Linked DNA regions of Homo sapiens: all the other regions are linked to region 3. A link is a contact called in ENCODE Hi-C or POLR2A ChIA-PET data. All regions are on one chromosome and are shown on one strand. The core of a region is the stretch at or near the end of the contact, and the rest is flanking DNA. Distances in the headings are between cores, read along the strand shown. Region 1 holds the start of TRPV3 (transient receptor potential cation channel subfamily V member 3). Region 2 holds the start of HASPIN (histone H3 associated protein kinase). Region 3 overlaps RAP1GAP2 (RAP1 GTPase activating protein 2).

Evidence for each region. Hi-C counts contacts between places; a loop is a spot of excess contacts on that map. ChIA-PET counts read pairs that join two places held with the same protein, here RNA polymerase II (POLR2A). Pooled maps may share reads with other maps.
Region 1: a map of B cell shows a loop between it and region 3 (6-fold over the local background). The contact joins the promoter of TRPV3 here to the enhancer-like site in region 3. A Hi-C loop is called at or near these places in 1 of 168 maps with a recorded cell type or tissue (B cell), 11 of 37 single-sample maps with no recorded cell type and 5 of 50 pooled maps. POLR2A ChIA-PET finds 5 or more read pairs at or near these places in 2 of 52 experiments (HEK293 and WTC11).
Region 2: a pooled map shows a loop between it and region 3 (6-fold over the local background). The contact joins the promoter of HASPIN here to the enhancer-like site in region 3. A Hi-C loop is called at or near these places in 2 of 37 single-sample maps with no recorded cell type and 5 of 50 pooled maps. POLR2A ChIA-PET finds 5 or more read pairs at or near these places in 1 of 52 experiments (naive thymus-derived CD4-positive, alpha-beta T cell).

Annotation. Positions count from the first base shown.
Region 1 is chr17:3,556,562-3,560,949 of GRCh38, reverse strand. TRPV3 (transient receptor potential cation channel subfamily V member 3) reads left to right here and starts at 3,138. Exons shown (of 18, transcript NM_145068.4): 1 at 3,138-3,274. RefSeq lists enhancers at 1,307-2,121, 2,030-2,259, 2,290-2,339, 2,420-2,479, 2,122-2,938 and 2 more and a silencer at 4,120-4,179.
Region 2 is chr17:3,720,617-3,725,176 of GRCh38, reverse strand. HASPIN (histone H3 associated protein kinase) reads right to left here and starts at 1,274. Exons shown (of 1, transcript NM_031965.2): 1 at 1-1,274. The coding sequence starts at 1,241. It overlaps ITGAE (integrin subunit alpha E), which reads left to right. Exons shown (of 31, transcript NM_002208.5): 27 at 1,433-1,489; 28 at 1,794-1,889. It also overlaps a transcript of P2RX5 not described here. RefSeq lists an enhancer at 589-1,344 and a silencer at 1,214-1,373.
Region 3 is chr17:3,000,770-3,005,302 of GRCh38, reverse strand. The region is part of intron 14 of RAP1GAP2 (RAP1 GTPase activating protein 2); the gene reads right to left. Among named protein-coding and RNA genes, the nearest start is that of RAP1GAP2-AS1, 37 kb to the right of the region's middle. RefSeq lists enhancers at 1,335-1,384, 1,555-1,684, 2,595-2,764. Within about 2 kb of position 1,607, at least 36 of the 41 ENCODE cell types and tissues checked have a DNase peak (open chromatin) inside an H3K27ac peak, as active enhancers do; they include B cell, where a contact is called at or near this core.

The DNA of each region.
Region 1 (4,388 bases), core at 1,889-4,388, 550 kb before region 3:
TGAGCCACCGTGCCTGGCCAGCCACTGATCTTTTACTGCCTTTTCCAGCATGTCATGTAGTTGGCATCATCAATACAATACATAGCCTTTTCAGATTGATTTATTGTACTTAGTATTATGCATTAGAGTTTCCTCCAGGTCTTTTCGTGGCATGAGAGCTCATTTCTTTTATTGGAGGATAACATTCCATTCTCTTGGATGTAGCACTCTTTTTTTTTTTTTTTTTTTTTTTTTTTTTTGAGACGGAGTCTTGCTCTGTCGCCCAGCCTGGAGTGCAGCGGTACAACCTCGGCTCACTGCAAGCTCCGCCTCCCAGGTTCACGCCATTCTCCTGCCTCAGCCTCCCGAGTAGCTGGGACTACAGGCACCCACCACCATGCCCAGCAAATTTTTTTGTATTTTTTGTAGAGATGGGGTTTCGTCATGTTGCCCAGGCCAGGTCTTGAACTGCTGGCCTCAAGCAATCCACCTGCCTTCGCCTCCCAAAGTGCTGGGATTACAGGCGTGAGCCACCACGCCTGGCCGGATGTACCACTCTTTATCCATTCACCTACTGAAGGACATTTTGGTTGCTTCCAAGTTTTGGCAATTATAAGTAAAGTTGCTATAAATATCTATGGGCAATTTTTGTGTGGGCATAAGTTTTCAGCTTCTTTGAATAAACACCAAAGAGTGTGATTGCTGGATTGAATGGTAAGAGTATGTTTAGTTTTGTAAGAAACCACCAAAGTGTCTTTCAAAGTGGCTGCACCGTTTTACATTCCCACCAGTGATGGCCGAGAGTTCCTGTTGCTCCATGTCCTCACCAGCATTTGCTGGTGCTGTCAACATTTTGGATTTGGGCCATTCTAAAGAGTATGAAGTGGTCATTTTATCTTTTATCTTTTTTTCTGTTTCTCTCTGTGTGTGTGTGTGTGTTTAATTTAAACTTAATAGCATTGACCAATGTGTTGTATGCATTTACACTATAGCATGTTATATTTTTGTTCTGATCATATTCCTTTTCACTTTTCCATTCTTTTTCTTTTTTCTTTCTTTCTTTTTTTTTTTTTTTTTTGGAAACGGAGTCTCGCTCTGTTGCCCAGGCTGTACAGTGGTGCAGTCTCGGCTCACTGCAACCTCTGCCTCCTAGGTTCAAGCAATTCTCCTGCCTCAGCCTCCCGAATAGCTGGGACTACAGTGTGCAGCACCTCACCCCGCTAATTTTGTATTTTTAGTAGAGACGGGGTTTCACCATGTTGTGGCCTCTTCCCTCCTTCCAAGTCCAGGCAGATGCTCCCTCTTTCCCGAACTCATCCCCTACACCCCATCACAGGGACTTCCTCCCGCCTTGGGGGTCTCAGCCCATTTTGTCCTGATGACCCACATGGTGGGTCATGGTTCCTGCCTGAGCCTGTGTCCCCTGTGGCCCACGAGGGTGGACACGGCCTTCTCCAGTTCTGAATCCCTCGTTGTCCACCTGCGCCCTTGCCACGGCCTCTCCCGTGGGCTCTCACCATGTGCTGGGTTAAATGGGGTTGAATATAGACCATCTAAGGGGCTGAAGCTGCTGCTTCTGTGTGTTTGGGGTGGGATTAGGATGGGCTCGGGCTTCCTAAGTAGTGACTGTGACTCCACTGGGTGACCTGGCTCCTGCTGCCTCTCATAGCAGAGCGGGGGTCCCCTTCTTCCTTGCTGGGCACAGGGCACACCTCTGGGTGGGAGACAGGGGCCTTTTTCACCAGCTCCCACCTGCCCTCTGAGAAAAGTTATGAACACGAGCAAAATGGAAGCACTGACATTTGGCAGCAGCTTCCTCCCCAGGCGTCTGAGCCGCCAGAGGCAAACAGGGAGGGCGCGGGGCTGGGTCGGGAGAGGGTGAGTAAGCTAGTGGCCGGAGGCCGTGCTCAACCCCAGATCGGGCTTTTCCGGTCGAGTTTCAGGCACAGTCATGAGATTTCAGATTGTGAGTGGGAACTTCAGGACCCCCTGACTTCAACGGCAGAAGCGGTCTCCTGCTTCACCCACACCCTCAAGTCTGGTCTGCCCCTTACCGGCCATAGGTCCTGCTCTCCCGTGGCCTAGAAGCCTCACCTGCCTCCTGCCTCCTCCCCAGGCCAGGCAGGTTGTGATGATGAGGGATTGAGAGGCTCACAGCTGGGGATTTCCCTGCCCATCAGGCGCCAGCTGCGGCCGCGTCAGCAGAGACTTCCTGCTCTGTCCCAGCTGTGTCTTGTCCACATCTCGCCCCGGGGAGCAGGTGTGCAGTTCCTGAGTGACGCGAGACACACACGGCCATCCTGACTCACTCCACCCACTTCACAGCTGCAGCCTGGGCCAGGAGAGAGGGCACCGATTCCTTCTATGACGCCCTGGCCTTGGAGAAGGGCAACCTGGGCAGTTGCTGGGAGAATACATTGAGATGACAAAAGCAATCATAGCTAAGAGCTGACATTGTTTATTGAGTTCTTGCCGTGCCCTGGGCCTTGTTCTGGCCCTTTCTACTTGTACTTGTTGAAGCCCCACGATAACCTTGCAAAGTGGGTTTATGAAGCACGTTTCACAGATGAGGAGACTGAGGCTCGGAGAAATGACCTGCTAAGGTCATTCAGCCAGGAAGGGGTGAGGCTGACACTAAGGGCCATGATGCGTGACTGCTGGTGGACAGCATTAAATGGGGACTTCCGTCCCCGAGAGACCTGATCCCAGGAACCGACTTTTGAGAACAAGTGCCGAGTCTTGGGGCTGGCCACCCTGAGGTCAACCAGGCTAGGCCTGGGCTGCGGTCTTCCCTCCCAGGGGACAGAGCAGAGCGCTTGACTCTTCACTAGGCCCTCCCACCTCTGTGATCTCTTTGGCTCTTCACGGCTCCCTTGGAAAGTAGATGTTATCATTCCCATTTCCTAGTTGGAAAAATAGGCCTGAGATGGGCAGTCCCTGCCCAGCATGGAATGCCAGAGAGGGAGGAGTTGGACCCACAACTTCGATCTTGGCACCTGCGGCCTCCCCTGCCTTTTCTCCGGTGGGGATGAGGCTGCTGTGTGGGTGTGGGGGTGACTCACACGGGCCACGTGGGTGGGCGGGTGCTGCAGCTGTGGCTGGTGGGCGTGGCCTGCCTGGCGCCGAGGGCAGGTGGCTCAGCCAGTTCTGCCTCTGACGCCTCATTCCAGCCATCCCTCTGCCTGCAATGAGAGCTTCCCGCCGCCTCAGCCACAGTCCCACCCGGGGGCCTTGGGCCCCAGACATGCGGTGATCTCAGGGCAAGGGTTGCCACGACCACCCAGAACCTCACCAGGTGAGTCTTCTGTGCACAAGGCAGCTGGTGATCTCCAAGGCCCCTGGGGAGCCCAGAGCGTGGCCCTCAGAGGTCCTCTGGGCCATGTCTGCCCTTGGCCAATAGGCCTTGGGAGGAGGGTTGGAAGGAGCTTGGGCCCCAGCCAGGGGCCCACTCTTGGCTGTAGGGAGGCACTCTTGGCTGCACTCTTGGCTGTAGGGATGTGTGAGAATATAGGTCCTTACAGACTCAGGAACATTCCCCTGAGGTTTGGGAATCCTGGGGAGGGACATCTCAATCTCACCACTGCTGGGGGCAGAGGAGAGGCTCCTGCCTCCCGAGGCTGACCCAGGGAGGTGGCTTTCTGGGGCAGGATTGTGATGGGAGTTCAGGATGGGAGGAGGTGGCCCCACCGTGGGAGACAGACGGGGCCCAGGCATCTCACAGGTGCTGAGTCAGCAGCTGTGGCTCCGCGGCCTGGTCTGTCGCCCGGGAAAGGCCATTTCAATCAGTGTCAGGGATTGGGAGAGAGAGGGAGGGCCAGGGCAACAAGAGAGTCCAGCAGGTGAGAACGTGGGGTTTACGGGGTGACTCAGGGAGCTAATGATAGCTGCTGCGGCCCTAGTCCAGAGTTCCCTGAGCCTCTCCTGCCCCAGAGGCCCAGGGCAGGCCACATTCTCGGGCCCAGAGAAGAGAGAGAGCAACCAGCTCTCAGGGCCACAGAGTCCTTGGGGACCATTCAGCCCACTTCTCAGAAAGGAAACCAGAGGCCCTGGGAGGGGCAAGAGACGTGCCCTTCTTCTGTCTCCTTCACGCTCGGTGCATCCCAGCCTTTTAGTCCACCAAAGGCCACGTGGGGATGGGGAAAGCCATAGAGGCTGCCCATCCTCATCAGGCCGTGACTGGACACGGGAGGGCCGGGTGCCCAGGAGTCCCTCTCTGTGGGCTACTCCACCTGCCTGGCCTCAAGGTTGCCTACGCTCCAGGGCCAAAGCTCTCCCTCGCCGATGCCTCCTCCATCCTGAGCCTGCTCCCTTTGAGTTGGAGGGCGGGGGACTCTCTCCAGCCTGATGACACCTGGCTCCGGAAACTTCCTCCAGGAAGCTTTCCTATTGGGGTAGGATCACCAGTGGCC
Region 2 (4,560 bases), core at 25-2,524, 720 kb before region 3:
CCAGAGAGAGAAGTGGCAGTGGTATAGATGCTGCAGACCTCTGACACATCAGTCACAATTTTCTTCTTGTGGAAACTGAAGGAAGCCCTGGTTTTGGTCCAAAAGCAGACATTCTGTAAAGGAGTCAGGTCCTGGGTGGGGAACGAATCTTTTCCCAGCTTTTGGCCCTTTTTAAAGCGGTGGGAATGGAGGAGAGAGGTTTCCGTTGCCTCCTGATGTTTGCTCTTCCGGCTTGATCTAGTTCTCTCCAGCCTGTCTATTCCCCTTGGCACAATGCGGCCCTTGGGAACACTGGCCTCCTGATGCTCTCTCCGGACGGCCTCTTGAAGCCCTCTCTCTTGACAAGAGTCCTGGCCTGTGGCCCTCCTCTTGCCTGTGCTTGACAGACCTGGACCCTCTGGTCCATTTCCCACCACCAGTTTCCTTTTACAGCAGGACTCTCTCATATTCTTCCCATCTGCCCGAAACTCAGAATCCTCAGGGGTTCCTGAGTTCATAAGGCCAAAGAGAACTGACCTGAGGCTGGCGCGGGTTTGGTGGACCATCCTGGTGTCCTTGGCTCCTCCTGTCGCTTCCTCCTGGGAGCAGGGGAGAGATGCTCGGTCCAGGGAGACTTCTGGGAGGTGGAGGCCGCTCGGGACGGCTGAGGCTGCAACCAGACAGGCGGAGGTGCCGATCGAGATGACACTGTCCCTTGGCGTTGGGGACCCGGGGCAGGGCGAGGCCAGAGAGCTGAACAGGGAGGCACTGATGCCCAGCTCGTCGCCGTCCCTGGGCTGGCCGCACACGCTGAGGTCCGGGCTGAGGCGGCCGGAGTCGCGGCTGGGGAAGGGCGGAAGTCGGAGCGGGCCGCAGGGTGTGCTGCACTTCTGCGGGGGCCGAGCTCGCAGCCCCAGGCGTCTTGGGGTCACGGTTAGGCTTGGGCGAGCTCGCAGCTTCCAGCGCTTTGGGGTCACGGTCAGGCTGGGCCGGTCCTTGGGCACTCGGCCGCCGGGACGCCTCCGCCGCCGCCTCACCGGGCTGCCGGGGAAGTCGGGGTCGTCGGGATCGTCAGGATCGTCGGACTGCGAGGGGTCGCCGATGCTGGCGTCGCTGCTGCCGCTGCTGTTGAAGAAACGCCTCCGGTCCTGCGGCGGGAACCACTGCGCGGCTTCCCGGCCCGGCCGCCGCTGTCTCCTGCCGTCCGCAGCCCCATATGTGCGGAAAAGCCGGCTCCCAGGTCCCGGGAGCGAAGCCGCCATGGCCGGCACCCGCCAAGAGGTTCAAACGCAAACATCGCGAGACTTCCGTGCGACGCGGACGCGCCCGCCTGCCGCGGGGTCCTAGCTCCCGGCCCTGCGCATGCGCACCTCGCCAGGGCCGGGGCCGGGACGGGACGGAAAACTGGCGGCTTGGTTTGTTCAGCGCGTCGCGGTCATGGCTCTCGTTTCAGGCCTCCACGGTGTGCACCTGGAGTCAGGAGCGCGCTTGTGCGTACAGTTCGGTTCAGGTAAGCGCGGCCGTCCCGAGAGGCCAGGGGAGGGCGGAGGGCCTGAAGCGGGTAACGAGAGGCCAGGAGACTGTTTTTCCTGGGTTACCCCTGCCGGCCAGTGCCGGGGGCTGCCAGGCCCTCCCTAGCTTCGTCCCTGGGTCTCAATTGCTCCCGCTGGAGCTTCGCTTGGGCCGAGGTGAGCGCTGAAATTGCTCACACCCTCTATTCTGGGACCTTACGATGCTCTGTGTCCGAAGTGTTAAAAAGATTTCAGACTTTCCGCACGGAAAGGAATTGTGTTCACTAGACCTCGCTTTTCCAGCATGTGGAAGAATGGCATTCAGTGAGCTGTGTCATCGCTTCAGATAAAGAAAATGTCACCGTGGCTGCAGAGATCTCCTGGGATCACTCTGAGGAGGTGTTTGAGACTGAAATGCTCCAGATTTGATTATCCAGTTGCTCACGGGCATCGCCCCTAGAAGAGATAATAGCATCTTTGCATAACATGTCCATGTCCAAAATAGATCTTTTGGTGCAAAAAACCAACCCTCTGTCCCAACCCGTTCCTTAGCTACCCTCAGGAGGGAGATATACTCCAGTTACAGTACAAGGAACTCGAGGGATTACCTGTGACTCCTCTTTCCTACATCCCCACGTCTATTCCAGCAGCAAGCCCTGCCATTTCAGGGCCAAAATATATCCTAAACCCATTCACTTCTCTCCATTTCCACTGCCGTTGTAATTCAAGCTACCCTTTCTTGCCAGGGCTGTTGCAATAACCTTCGGCCTGCCTTTCTTGCCTCTGCTTTTCCCACATTCTTTACAAATAATTCCCACGTAACAGCTATCCGTCTTCTAAGAGCAGACATTAGATTGTGCCATTCCCCTGCTTATTAAAAATAACAAACAAACAAAACTGATGCTTGAGCACACTTAGACTAAAATCCATACTTTTTTCATGGCCAGAGCAAGGCAGTACTTGATCTGGTCTCTGCTTAATTCTTCAACTTCATCTCCTAGTACTCGCCTTTCTCTCCCACTGCCCCTTTTATAATCGGGTTATTCTGTCCTATTCTTCTAGCTCGCCAGTACAGCATTATTCTGGCCACAAGACTTTGTACTTGCTGTTCCTTTGCTTGACACTGCTCTTCCTCTAGGTCCTGACGTAGGTGGTTTCTTCTTAAATTTAGCTCAGGTGTTCTTTTCTTTTTTTTTTTTTTTTTTTTAGATGGAGTCTTGCTCTGTCACCCGGGCTGGAGTGCAGTGGCACGATCTCTACTCACTGCAACCTCCGCCTCCCGGGTTCAAGTGATTCTCCTGCCTCAGCCTCCCGAGTAGCTGGGATTACAGGCGCCGGCGACCACGCCCAGCTAATTTTTGTATTTTTAGTAGAGAGGGGGTTTCACCATGTTGGCCAGGCTGGTCTCGAACTCCTGACCTCAGGTGATCGCCCGCCTCAGCCTCCCAAAGTGCTGGGATTACAGGCGTGAGCCACCGCACCCGACCTAGGTGTTCTTTTCTTTTCTTTTCTTTCTTTCAAGACGGAGTTTCGCTCTTGTTGTGCAATGGCACGATCTCGGCTCACTGCAACCTCCGCCTCCCGGGTTCAAGCGATTCTCCTGCCTCAGCCTCCCAAGTAGCTGGGATTACAGGTATGCGCCACCATACCCGGCTAATTTTGTATTTTTAGTAGAGATGGGGTTTCTCCATGTTGGTGAGGCTGGTCTTGAACTCCTGACCTCAGGTGATCCGCCCTCCTTGGCCTCCCAAAGTGCTGGGATTACAGGCGTGAGCCACCACGCCCGGCTAATTTTGTATTTTTAGTAGAGATGGGGTTTCATCGTGTTGGTCAGGCTGGTCTTGAACTCCTGACCTCAGATGATCTACCCACCTCAGCCTCCCGAAGTGCTGGGATTACAGGCATGAGCCACCACACCCGGCCACACGTGTTATTTTCTTAGAGAGGCCTTCCCTGATCACTTATTCTAAAGTGGGAACTAGTGATCAAGTGATCAAGTTTAATGTTTTACAGTGATCCAGGTGACATTTGTGAGGTCTCAACTGAAGAAGTAGCAATGGGGGTGGAAAAGAAAGGGACAGATACAAGAAATAATTTAAAAAAAAAGAATTGTGAGTGTGGTGGCTCACATCTGTCATCCCAACACTTTGGGAGGCTGAGGCGGGAGGATTGCTTGAGGCCAGGAGTTCAAGATCAGCCTGGGCAGCATAGTGAAACCCCATTTCTTAAAAATAAATAAATACATAAATTAGCCACGCATGGTGGCTCATGCCTGTAGTCCCAGCTACTTGGGAGGCTGAGGCAGGAGTATCGTTTGAGCCCAGGAATTTGAAGCTTCAGTGAGCTATGATTGAGCCACTCCATTCCGGCCCGAGTAACAGAGTGAGACCTTGTCTCAAAAAAAAAAAAAAAAAAAAAAAAAAAAAGGAAAAATCTCTTACGTTAAATAAAATGAATAAGCTGGGTGTGGTGGCTCATGCCTGTAATCTCAGCACTGTGGGAGGCTAAGGTGGGTGGATTGCTTGAGCCCAGGAGTTTGAGACCAGCCTGGGCAACATGGTAAAACCCCATCTCTACAAAAAATACAAAAATTAGCCCAGTGTGGTGGGGTGCACCTGTGGTCTCAGCTACTCAGGAGACTGAGGTGGGAGGATCACTTGAGCCTGGAAGGTTGAGGCTATAGTGACCCATGATCATGCCATTGCACTCCAGCATGGGTGACAGAGCGAGATCCTGTCTCAAAAATAAGTCAGTCAGTCAAGAACTGACTTTGGATGGCACAAGGGAAAAGAAGTTGAAGAAAAGGCCAGGCGCGGCAGCTCACGCCTGTAATCCCAGCACTTTGGGAGGCCGAGGTGGGTAGATCATCTGAGGTCAGGAGTTCGAGACAAGCCTGGCCAACATGGCAAAACCCCATCTCTACTAAAAATACAAAAATTAGCCTGGCATGGTGGCACATGCCCATAATTCCAGCTACTCGGGAGGCTAAGGCAGGAGAATCGCTTGAACCTGACGGGGTGGAGGTTGCAGTGAGCCGAGATCGCACCACTTCACTCCAGCCTGGGCGAAA
Region 3 (4,533 bases), core at 358-2,857:
CGCTCCTTACAAAGCTACTCACCTTCTCCCTCCTCCTCTTCCCAGAACACAAACAAAATACTCCTGTGAGCATCGCCAGCACAGGCCCTGACCCTGTTCCTAGAAGTGGGGCCGGACGGTGTGGGGCCATCCGCAGCCTCTCATCTGCATTCCTGGAGGCCAGAAGCAGGTTTGGCAAGATGACTGGACAGGGCTGGGACCCTAATTTTAATGCCATACAAGTGCCCGGGAGATGGCATCTCGTGACCTCATTCGACCGTGACGCTAATCCTACTGAGAAGGCACAGGGAGAACTGTTCTCCCTGATGAGGAAACAGATGCCCAGAGACACACAGAGAAGCCCCCAAGTCCCACAGGTGATTAGCCGCAGAGGAACAGAGCATCCAGACCTCTCCCGACCCGTCTCTGGGGTTCTCTTCCCAAGCCTGACTCCTCAGCTCGGCCATAAATCAGAATTGCTTCAAAATTGCTTCAGGTGTTTAAAAATACAGACTGGGTTCATGGGCTCTGGCCTAAACCTGCCGAATCGGAAGGGTAGGGCCCCCCGGAAACTCTCGTGCAGCCGGTGGACCCGTGTTCGGGAGCCCTGGCCCCACACACGGGGTCAGCCAGTCCTAGGCCCAGGCTAGGAACTGAGGGTGGGGCGCGCACCTCTGGCACCCTGAGTGAGACTGAGCTTTAGAGTGACGGCCTCGAGGTTCGCTGCATGGGGGTCGCCCAGGCGTGGGACGGGCCCCACACCCCGCCTTCCCTCTGCACAGAGGTGCCCTGACTTCACCTATTCTCAGCCCACGAGGCTGTGAGGCTCTCGGGAGACTGCCCTCCCTTCCCTACACAGCCGCTGACGTGAGCCCAGCCCTGGCGTGCTGCCAGCCTCCCCGGCCTGTGAAGTGGAGCAGATGCAGAGTCTGCCAGGCCGGGTGAGCAGGCAGCTGGGCACCGAGCCAAGGAAAGGCCCTGCCAGAGTCCGGAGGGGAAACGGAGCGGGAGAGAGCTGGTCAATACGGGCTTTCTCTTCTCAAGCTCCAGGCTGTCTGCCCAGCCCAAACTGCAGTGCCCCGAGTCAGGAAATGGTGCGCGTTCGGCTGACGTGATTTCTGGCTGGGCTCCAGCAGCTGAACCCGGTTCCCTACCACCACCCACCAGGCACCGGTGGCCCAGGTCAAGAATTCAGTCACAGAGCCAGAATCAGGGGTGGGGGTGTGGGAAGGCTATGGGGAGACTGCAGACCGTGGGCACCTGGGACAGAGGCCAGAGGGCAGCCCCAGCTCTGCCCTTCCCACCCCACTCCCCCTCCTCCTCCAGCCTGCATTAGAGTGGTCTGTGCCGACCGTGTAAGTGGCTTCAGACACATCCTCAAGTCCATCCAACCCTCCAGCTGGACAGTCCCACAGCAGAGCCCTGTGGGCCACACGGAGGACAGGGCCCTTCCTTGCGACGTGCGTTCACCTTCCATCCTCATTGTGCGCCTCTCTTGACCCCATTCCAACCAGGCGGCCAGGCCTTTGTTGTTCCCCCCTCTTGGGGACATCTGGGTCACTGGACTGAAAGCAGAAGTTGCCTGAACACAGCCCCACCTTCCTGTTTTCTAAATGCAGCGAGGGCCTCCAGCGAGGGCTTGGAGGGAGGGAGAGAGGCAGATGCAGGTGACTCTGGGGAAGGGACCTGCATGGCTGGAAGGAGGAAGGAGCTTGGTGTGGGTCATGAGGATGCACTGGGAACCTCAGAAAGCTTCAAACGTGACAAAGGCCCCACGCCCAAGAGTGGCCTGGGAGCCGCGGTGGCACACAGAGCATCGTCCGAGCAACAGACAAGTCGTGACGGGAAACGGGGAGGGGGCTACAAAGACAGGGCCCTCCCCGGCGGTGGGCTTCACCTGAGATTCCTGACACCTTTGAGGACTTCCGGAGAGGGAGGCAGGGATAGGGGGGAGGGAAAGGGGTAGTCCTGGTGATGGCTGAGCTGGACTTTCCTTCCAAGCAGGCAGGATGAGGACTACACTCATTTCTGAAAAATAATCCAGAGTGATGCTTCGTGCACACCCGACTCCGTGGAGCCAATTTCTCGCCTGCTCTGATGGCTCAATGACCAAGACCGCAAGCAGACCCAGACAGGACCTCAGCCACAGCTCCCTGGCTCTGTGGCCTCAGGCCTTAAGTGGGTTCAGCTCTCAGCTTCCATTTCCTCCCTCTAGCGAGAGGTCTTGTCTCACCAGGGGCTTGTCAGGATTCAAGACTGTGCGTCTAAGGACCCAGCACCGTGCCTGGCATGAGCAAGCAGCTGGTAAGGGGTAACCACTGTCGCCCAGTGGCCTTTTCACTTCCCCTGCTGACCTGCACCCAGTAAAGGGCTCCTGAAATAGAGTTTCCCCAAAGCACCTTGCAACCCACCACACACACACACACCCAAGCACGCCTCCTTCCCTCCCGCAGGATGTCAGGGCTAGCAGCCTGCAGGTGTCTAATCCAACTTCCTCATTTCACACAGACAAAACTAGAGGCCCAGAGAGGGAAGGAACAAGGTCACGCAGCAGAGGCAGTGCCAGGACCAGAACCCCAGGCAGCCCGGCCCCTCCGTGGACAGAAGAGGACCCCTTCCTGCACACACCCAACCCTGTCCCTCCTTTATACTCTTCTTTCTTCAGCTCACCCTCCCCAGTGGAGGCCTCCTGGGGCTTACTCAGTCCCAGAGGAAATCTCAGCCTTCTTTGCCACAGCCCCTGAGCCTGCAGGGGCCAGCTAAGGTCCTGCTTCACCCAGGCCCCCTGGGGGATCTAACCGGGTCCTCCTCGCAGTCTGCTAATTACCTGGGGTGCTGCCGGGAGTGTGGATGGACAGCGCTTTGGGGAGTGCCTTGGAAGGCTGGTCCCCCTCCCTGGCCTCATTCACACGTCTGGCCTTCCAGCCTCAGTGTCTGCCTGGCAGGTGGAGTGCACGATCAAGGTACCACAGCCTGCTCCTCCGGGAAGCCCTGCCCCCCTGCTTCTCATCACCCCTCTGAGGACAATGCTGTGCTTTGTGGCTTAGAAGAAAGAGTAAAGACAGCCAGGCATGATGGTTCACGCCTGTAATGCCAGCACTTTGGGAGGCCGAGGCCAGTGGATCACAAAGTCAGGAGTTCAAGGCCGGTCTGGCCAACATGGTGAAACCCCGTCTCTACCAAAAATACAAAAATTAGCCGGGCATGGTGGTGGGTGCCTGTAATCCCACCTACTCAGGAGGCTGAGGCAGGAGAATTGCTTGAACCCGGGAGGCAGAGGTTGCAGTGAGCCAAGATCACACCACTGCACTCTAGCCTGGGTGACAGCGAGACTGTCTCAAAAAAAAAAAAAAAAGGAGAAGAAGAGTGGGTAAAGACTTCTAGCACCACAGCTGGAGGTGGGGTGGCGCTTTTTTGGATCTCTGATTTTTCTCTGTATGAGTGCACCACTCGGCTAAGGTCTCGGGAAAGTGGAGAAGCTGGTTAGCTGAGATGCATTTCCTATTGGGAAAGAGAAGCAAATGCTAAACGTCTACAGGAGGCCTCGTTCTGCCAGAGGGTCTGGGAGCCCTCCTATCACATGGCTTCATTCCAAGGATCCTTCCCAGTAGTTCTTCCTCTTCAACTGTCTATTAAAAGAAGCAGTTGAGTAGTTCAGCTGCCCAGTGGCTGACCTGTACTCCCTGCTTCTTCTATCCCTTCTCCGGCATCAGGAAGGCCCTGAGGCTGATCTTGTTACCTCCACGAGCCTCACTTCAGCCTGGTGCTTGGACCTGCACTCCCTGCTTCTTCTGTCCCTTCTCCGGCATCAGGAAGGCCCTGAGGCTGATCTTGTTACCTCCACGAGCCTCACTTCAGCCTGGTGCTTGGACCTGCACTCCCTGCTTCTTCTGTCCCTTCTCCGGCATCAGGAAGGCCCTGAGGCTGATTCTGTTACCTCCACGAGCCTCACTTCAGCCTGGTGCTTGGACCTGCACTCCCTGCTTCTTCTGTCCCTTCTCCGGCATCAGGAAGGCCCTGAGGCTGATACTGTTACCTCCACCAGCCTCACTTCAGCCTGGAGCTTGGACCTGCACTCCCTGCTTCTTCTGTCCCTTCTCCGGCATCAGGAAGGCCCTGAGGCTGATACTGTTACCTCCACCAGCCTCACTTCAGCCTGGTGCTTGGACCTGCACTCCCTGCTTCTTCTGCCCCTTCTCCGGCATCAGGAAGGCCCTGAGGCTGATACTGTTACCTCCACCAGCCTCACTTCAGCCTGGAGCTTGGACCTGCACTCCCTGCTTCTTCTGTCCCTTCTCCGGCATCAGGAAGGCCCTGAGGCTGATACTGTTACCTCCACGAGCCTCACTTCAGCCTGGTGCTTGGACCTGCACTCCCTGCTTCTTCTGTCCCTTCTCCGGCATCAGGAAGGCCCTGAGGCTGATTCTGTTACCTCCACGAGCCCCACTTCAGCCTGGTGCTTGGACCTGCACTCCCTGCTTCTTCTGCCCCTTCTCCGGCATCAGGAAGGCCCTGAGGCTGATTCTGTTACCTCCACGAGCCCCACTTCAGCCT